Linked DNA regions of Homo sapiens: region 1 is linked to region 2. Evidence: chromatin contacts called from ENCODE Hi-C or POLR2A ChIA-PET data. All regions are on one chromosome and are shown on one strand. Each heading gives the region's core, a stretch centred on a gene start or an enhancer-like site at or near the end of the contact. The rest is flanking DNA. Distances are from core to core; before and after follow the strand shown.

Region 1 (4,105 bases), core at 1,499-3,998, 310 kb after region 2:
GGCCAAGCTGGTCACTAACTCCTGACTTCGTGATCTGTCCGCCTTGGCCTCCCAAAGTGCTGGGATTACAGGTGTGAGCCACTGCGCCTGGCCTTGATAGCCTTTTACTTATGGTAGAACTTCTTTCAAAACTGGAGTCAATCCTCTCAAATCTGCTGCTGCTTTATCAACTAAATTACATAATAGACTGGATGCAGTGGTTCACACCTGTAATCCCAGCACTTTGGTAAGCCGAAGCAGAGGGATTGCTTGAGCCCAGGGGTTCAAGATTAGCCTAGGCAAGATGATGAGACCTCGTCTCTACAAGAAATAAAATAAATTTACATAATATTCTGAGTTCTTATTTGTCATTTCACAGCTAGAGAAAAGTAGTCCATGCCCAATTTCAAGACTTCAAGGGACAGGCTGGCTCTCTTGTTAGGAGCTAATGCAGCTAATGCAAAGAATCTTCACCAGAAGCAGACTCTATCTCAAGAAACCACTTTCTTTGCTCATCCATGAAAAGCAACTTATCTGTTCAAGTTTTATCATGAGATTGCAGCAATTCAGTCTCAACTTCAGTCTCCACTTCTGATTCGAGTTCTCTTGCTGTTTCCACTGCATCTGCACTTCCTTCTCCACTGGAGTCTTAAACCTCTCAACGATGTCCATGAGTATTGCAATCAACTTCTTCCAAACTCCTGTTAATGTTGATATTTTGACCTCCTTCCACAAATCAGTGTTTTTAATGGCATCTTGAATGGTGAATTCTTTCCAGAAGGTTTTCAATTTACTTGGCTCACATTCATCAGAAGAATCACTATGGCGGCTATGGCCTTATGAGATGTATTTCTTAAATATGACTTGAAAGTCAAAATTATTCCTTGATCCATGTACTGTAGAATGGAAGTTGTGTTAGCAGGCATGAAGACAACATTAATCTCTGTGCACCTCCGTCAGAGCTCTTAGGTGACCAGGTGCATTGTCAATGAGGAGTAATATTTTGAAAGAAATCTTTTTTTCTGAGAAATAGGTTTCAACTGTAGGCTTAACATATTTAATAAACCATGGTATAAACATGTGTGCTGTCATCCAGGCTTTGTTCCATTTATAGAACACAGGCAGAGTAGATTTAGCATCATTCTTAAAGGCATTAGGATTTTCAGAATGGCAAATGAGCATTGGCTTCAACTTAAAGTCAGCAACTGCATTAGCTCCAAACAAGAGAGTCAGCCTGTCCCTTGAAGCTTTGAAATCGGGTGGACTACTTTTCTCTAGCTGTGAAAGTCGTACATGGCATCTTCTTCCAACAGAAGGCTGTTTGATCTACACTGTTGTTTAGTGTAGTCACCTTTATCAATGATCTTAGATAGATCTTCTGGAGAACTTGCTGCAGCTTCAACATCAACACTTGCTGCTCCACTCTGCACTTTTATGTTATAGAGATGGCTTCTTAACTTAAACCCCATGAACCAACCTCTATTAGCTTCCAACTTTTCTTCTGTAGCTTCCTCACCTCTCTCTGCCTTTATAGAATTGAAAGAGGCTGGCTCTGGATTAGGCTTTGGCTAAAGGGAATGTTGTAGCTGGCTTGGTCTTCTATCCAACCCACTCAAACTTTCTCCATATCAACCATAGGCTGTTTTCACTTGCTTATTTGTTCACAGGAGTAGCACTTTTAGTTTTCTTCCAGGACTTTTTCCTTTGCATTCACGAGTTGGCTAACTGGTGCAAGAGGCCTAGCTTTTGGCTTATCTTAGCTTTCGACATACTTTCCTCACCAACTTTCGACATACCTTCCTCACCAACTAACTTTTGACCTAAAGTTGGAGATGTGTGACTGTTCCTTTCACTTGAACCCTTAGAGGTCATTGTAGGATTATTAATTGGCCTAATTGCAAGATTGTTGTGTCTTAGGGAATAGGGAGGCCAAGAGAGGGCAAAAGCCAGTTGGTGAAGCAGTTGGAACACAAACCAAATTTATCAATTAAGTTCATCATCTTATATGGGCACAGTTTTTGGGACCCCGAAATAATTACAATAGTTTACATCAAAGATCGCTGGTCACAGATCACCATAACAGATAATATAATAATGAAAAAGTTTGAAATACTGCAAGAATTACCAAAAATGTGACAGAGACACGAAGTGAGCATGTGCTGTGGAAAAATGGTTCCAGTAGTCTTCTTAATGCAGAGTTGCTAGAAAAAATATCTATGAAGCAGAAGAAAGTGGAGCACAGTGAAATGAGGTATGCTTGTAGTCTTTGTTTTGTGCCTTTTATTTGAGGGAAACCGCATATCCCTTATGACTGGGTGCATGTTTTGAAGTGAGCTTAGGGAGTAGATCAAGTTCACAGATCTCTGAAAAGCTACAGGGATGGAGCATGGGGGTTCCCAGCAAGCCTCTTCACTTCAGGGCTGCAGCCAGGGCTGGGTGTGGACAAGGGGAGCAGTAGGGAGCAGCTGGGGGAGGATTTAAGTGTTCACCAACTATCTGGAGTTTCCAGATTCTCTAGGGGACTAGCCTACTTGTCATAAAATGCTGGGAGTAGGAATATTCCAATAACTGTTTCCATAAACATTTACTTTTTTTTTTTTAAAAGGTAATCTAGGCACATGGGGGAAAAATGGAAATAGTCCAAAAAGGTATAGAGGAAAAAAAGTCTCTCTTTCCGGGAAACAGTTCCTTGGCCAGGGTTTTTGGCCTTGACTCATTCTCTTGGGGGAGTAGGTGAGGGAAGGCGAGCAATCCTGGAAAGTCAGCACTTCTAGGATGAGAGGCGTCCTCTGGCTGTTTGGCATGTTTGCTTGATCATTTCCTCCTATTTTTATGCTTATTCATCCTGTGGCCTGTGTTCTCCTTGACATGCCTATTTTCTTTTCCACCCTCCTGTGGGGAGAGATAACATTCTCAGGACCTAATTCTCATCTGATAAGTTTTATTTTTAACCAACTTCTACACCCTTTCCTCTTTGCTTCTTATTTTCATGGGCCCATATACTTCTCAGCCTTCTCTGGCTTTCTCAGGAGGCATGTGCAGAACGTCTGGTATGGTATCTTGTGCCAGGGTTTTTCCAAATGGGAGCAGCTGGTCAGGGTACTGGGAACCTGGCTTGGCTTCCAAGAGCAGGGAAACTTTCTCCTCTGCACATGTTCCTGTTTTTAACCAGGCAATTCACTCTTACCTCCTGCTTCCTCTCTGGGCTGTCTGTAAATTTCATTTTATCATAAATTTATATTATCTTGATGAAGGAAACCCGCTTAAAAAACAACAAGACAGCTGTGACTTGCAGTGATGAGTGTGGACTAGTCTCCTATCAGCAGCAGTTTTGTAGCTGCTTAAGGCTTCCACAGTGTGACAACTAAGCCATGAGTTTACATGATGATTCTTGGTTTGAGATTTAATCAAACTAAACCAGTTGTCCACCCAAATGAAGAGAAAGGGTGTTTTGTTTTGTTGTCACGTGATCTCCAGTAGAGGCTTTCCCAGACAAGCATGTTAGGAGTAAACTGTTAGCTACTTAAGTATATATACATTCTTGGGTTTTTTTTTAAGCCTTTGACCCACCACTCCCCTCTCCCTAAATATAACTAAATATGGTTATGGCCGAAACTTTTCAAACTAACATCAGGGTGAAGAGGAACTTTTTAACCTGGAGAGGGGAATGGGGTTTGCAGGGACTGGCTGCATTCCCCAGAGAGAGGTGTGCATGGGAATGCTGCTCTCAACTTGAACTTCATGGCCTCCAAATGCATTTTGTTCTCAACGGACCAGTTGTCTCTCAAGTACACTTGGCTCTGTTGTGCATGGTGTATGCAGTCACTAAGCATTTCCTATAACACTGTATTAGGCACTTGGAAACAAGAGTTTAAAAAAATCCATGTTGTAGCTTCACAGGATGAAAGATTATTACCAAATGACTTAAGAATACTACTAACAAAATTACACACCTCATCATGGTGTAGCAACAGATCCCAGGAGACACACATGAATTAGGATAATTGGAGGACAGTTAAATACAGGCACATTTTACCACAGTAGGGAGGGTATAGGAAAACCACAAGGTGGGGAGGGTCTAGGGAAACCCTAGTGCCGTGCCCTAGGCTGCAACAGCAGGTGGTAC
Region 2 (3,990 bases), core at 426-2,925:
AGCTGTCATATGTGCTAGAAGCCTGTGAGTGGCTCTCTGGAACTCATGATGGGGAATGTGGGCCTCATGGTGCCTTTCATGGGAAAAGCAGTCAAATGTCAATTCTTCAAAAACTTCAGGGCTGAATTGTTCTTGATAATTTATTCATTCTGGATGGCTAAGAGTTTCTATCTTTTAAACCCTCAAAATGTTATTTAACCACCCAGAGAGGGTGTTTTTCTAAAATGTATGACTGCCCACAGCCCTTCCCTTCTTGGCTCCAACTTTACAGCCCTGAAAGGGCTCCAGAGAGTACACAAAAATCCAGCAGATGAGATTGTTCCTAAGGCTCAAATATTCTACATTCCTATGATTATGATCTGAAGATAGAAATATCTCTGAAAGGGTAACACTTTAAGCACTTATCAGTCATTTACATTATGAAAACACAGGGGGAAAAGAGAGGGGTTCTTTTCTAGGACCCTCTTGGTGAAGTCTTGGAGCAGAGACTTAGAGTCAGTGAGGATAAAAAGGAGTGACAAAATCACTCCTGACACTACAAGACTTAGCATGCTTCCCTTACCCTTTCCTTGTCCGTGAAATCCATTGGCCGTGCCACACCCTTCTTATCTCTGCTTGGGAAACCACCTGTCCTTTTTTTTTATGCTTTTATTTACATGGACATATTCCATACAATTTACCAGTTTATATGTTTCAATAGCTTTTAGTATATTTACAGAGCTGAGCAACCATCACTATGGTCAATTTTAGAATCTTTGTACTACCCCCCAAAGTAATCCTGATCCCCTTAGCTGTCACCCCCCCATCCTGCCATCCCCCTCCCTGCTGTAGGCAAACACTAATCTACTTTCTGTCTCAATAGATCTGTCTATTCTGGACATTTCAAAAAAAAGAAAAAGGGATCATACAATATGTGATCCTTTGTGTGTGGCTTCTTTCACTTAGCGTAATTTTGTCATGTTTCATCCTGTTACATCAATGTATTCATTCCTTTTTATTGCCAAATAACATACCACTGTATGGATATACCACATGTTATTTATCCATTCATCAACTGATTGTTTCAATTTGGGTTGTTTCAATTTTTTGGTTATTGTGAATAATGTTGCTATAAATATCCATGTAAAAATTTTCCTGTAGATATGTGTTTTCGCTTCTGTTGGGTGTATGGCTGGTAGTGTAATTGCTGCATAATGGAGACCGTTGAACTCTGTCCAGGGCGACTTGTAAAGTTCTATGGGTTGGAGATACTTCTTCATGCTGCAATACTCCTTATTTCCACTTTACTCTTGGAAGCTTGGATTAAAAATATGTTTGTATATGCACTGATTTTTATTGATAAACTTTTTGTTCTACTCTATCAGTGTTCATATGTTTGTTATTGCCTTTTTTGGTTAAAGTCCGTCCTGTTTTTGTATGTCGTTACCAAGCAGTCTTCCTTCTTCCTTACTGCCATTCTGTTTAGTGCAGATACATTTCTCTCTTTGGGACTATGGTTTGTTTTTATCTTATGAGTTACAGAAATAACAAGAGGGAGTCTCAGAAAAAAAAAAAAGAAATAACAAGAGGGAAAACCCAATTCCTATTATACTACAGACTGGGGGCTGGAAGTGAGGTTAGCAAGGGGTGGGGGAGGCATGTGGGAAGGAGTTGAATTCTTGGAATGTAGAAGACGCCACAGGGCTTGGTGCCATAAGCCCCATGTGTCCTGGGCCACTCTCCAGGCCTACGCCCAGTGTTGCCTGGGTCTCAGTGCTGTACGTGCTGCCCGGCACTTGCATGAAACACCTGCACACAACAATTGCCAAGGGCCAAGGAGCTGTTTGAGACGCCATATCCTGTTGGGCATTGTTTCAAATGAAATCAATGACTCTTCCCTGCATTAAAACAATGTTTTTCAGGAATCAAAAAGAAAGAGAGAAGGAGACCAACAAGGAGCCTTGCTTTAGAGAAGGAGCCCATGTGCAGCCACCACCCTGCCCACAGCATGTGCCCCGTGCAGCCAGGCCCTCCCCGCTGCCTGCTTCCTCCTGTGGGCCGGAGGGACAGCAGTGAGATCCCGGGTAGAATGCCAGGAGGAATCTGGGCAGCTGCATGCTTCTTGAGCATCTTCTCCCTCCTTGCTCCTGTGTCAATTTTTCCTTCTTTTCTTTATTCACTCAACAAACTGAATCTGAGTTGAGTGCCATTATGTGCCCAGCACTGTGCTTGGCACTGGGACACAGACATGTTCTTTGCCCTCATGAAATTTATAGCCCTCTATCCCCTCTTCTTTTCCTGCCTCCTTTTCTGCCTTGCTCTCCATTTATTTGTTCCTCCTCTTTTCCTTATACTTTTAAATTTTCATGTATTAAAGAGCCACATGTTTTTTCTTTTTGAAAGATGTTTCCATGTCAATATTTCATTTTCTGGACTTACACAGAAAGGACTTAGAGTTGGGAGGCTTTGCCATGGCCTATGGGCCCACTCCATGTTCCCAGTGGCCTCAGCTCTTCCTTGGAGAGGATAAGGCAAGACCTCAAGTCTATATCAAGAAATGTGGGAGCCATGCATTCTCCACATCTGTGCTCTTGCTACTGGCTGCAAGGAAATTGGTGCTGCTCAGAGAAGTGGACAAGCTCCAGGGAGGGATGAAGAATAAGTGTGTGTGTGTGTGTGTGTGCGCATATGTGTGTAGGGGGTATTTGAGGGAGATGGCATAGAGAAACACTGACTAGAGATGTTACAAGTCCCCCAAACTCAGTTGGACCACTTGACTCACCCCTGGATGCAGCCCAAAAATTTGCTCTTGGAAGTGCTTCCTGACTGGCTTGGAATACTTGTCCTTAACTCCATCAGGATGCCATGGGTCTTAAGATCTTTTCTATATTGGAATGTTTGGGGCAATTAGACTTAAGTCCAAGGCCCTGCCTCTGCCTGAATGATCCAAGCATGGGTTCTCTTCATCGGTGTGAACAGTAGGCTTTGCCTCTGCTTGAGTCATTGCTTTTCCTTGCAGAGAAGGCACAGCTGCATTCCTGCCTTCTCTGAGATCCTGCCTGCTGGATGGCCAAGGGGCTTGGGCCAGAGTGAAGAGGGGAATTTAAAGTAGTGCACTTCAAACTATTCATAATGAAAGACTTACGTATGTTGTTTTGTTTTTTATTTCCAATCTCTTGTGGACTGATAATCTTTTAAAGAAAAAACTTTAAAAATTTTTAAATGGACAAATAATAATTGTACATATTCACAGTGGTACATAGTGATGCTCCAGTATTATAAAGTGTAGTGATCAGGGTAATCAGCACATCCATCATCCCAAACATTTGTCATTTCTTTGTGTTGGGAATATTCAATATCCTCCTTCTAGCTACTTAAAACTATGTGACATATTATTGTTAACTACAGTCATCCTATGGTGGTATAGAACACTAGAACTTATTCCTCCTATCTGGCTGTAATTTTGTGTCCTTTAACAAATCTCTTCCTATCCCTCCCTTCCCCCTACCCTTCCCAGCTTCTTGTATCTTCTGTGCTACTTTTACCTTTACCAACGTTTTTTTTTTTGAAGTTTCCACATATGAGTGAGAACGTGGTATTTAACTTTCTGTCTCTAGCTTATTTCACTTAACACAATGTCCTCCAGTTTCATGCATGTTGCTGCAAATGACTTGATTTCATTCTTTTTTATGGCTGAATAGTACTCCATTGTGTGTATGTACCACATTTTCTTTATCCACTCGTCTGTTGTTGGATGCCTGGGTTGATTCTGTATCTTGGCTATTGTGAACAGTGCTGCAATAAACGTGGGGGTGCAGGAGTTTCTTCAATATAATTATTTCTTTTCCTTTGGATAAATACATAAAATACAACAGAAATAAAATACTAGAAAAATGAAAAGGAAAACAACATTCAAAACACAAGCTCTAATTTTTTATTGTTAGATTTGATAAATATTAAATTGCTTTGAAAAATTGTCATAGTAGTTCCCAACACTGTTTCTGTGCTTTT

Evidence for each region. A loop is a pair of places that touch in the nucleus more often than their neighbours do. ChIA-PET counts read pairs that join two places held with the same protein, here RNA polymerase II (POLR2A). Pooled maps may share reads with other maps.
Region 1: a loop to region 2 is called in a map of cardiac septum, with 2.4 times the contacts of the local background. The contact joins two enhancer-like sites. A Hi-C loop is called at or near these places in 1 of 168 maps with a recorded cell type or tissue (cardiac septum) and 3 of 50 pooled maps. POLR2A ChIA-PET finds 5 or more read pairs at or near these places in 1 of 52 experiments (activated T-cell).

What each region holds. Positions count from the first base shown.
Region 1 is chr14:33,916,120-33,920,224 of GRCh38, reverse strand. No RefSeq gene overlaps it. Among named protein-coding and RNA genes, the nearest start is that of EGLN3, 33 kb to the left of the region's middle. RefSeq lists a cis regulatory region at 2,881-2,888 and an enhancer at 2,807-2,951. Within about 2 kb of position 2,748, at least 4 of the 41 ENCODE cell types and tissues checked have a DNase peak (open chromatin) inside an H3K27ac peak, as active enhancers do.
Region 2 is chr14:34,229,581-34,233,570 of GRCh38, reverse strand. No RefSeq gene overlaps it. Among named protein-coding and RNA genes, the nearest start is that of EGLN3-AS1, 190 kb to the right of the region's middle. Within about 2 kb of position 1,675, at least 3 of the 41 ENCODE cell types and tissues checked have a DNase peak (open chromatin) inside an H3K27ac peak, as active enhancers do.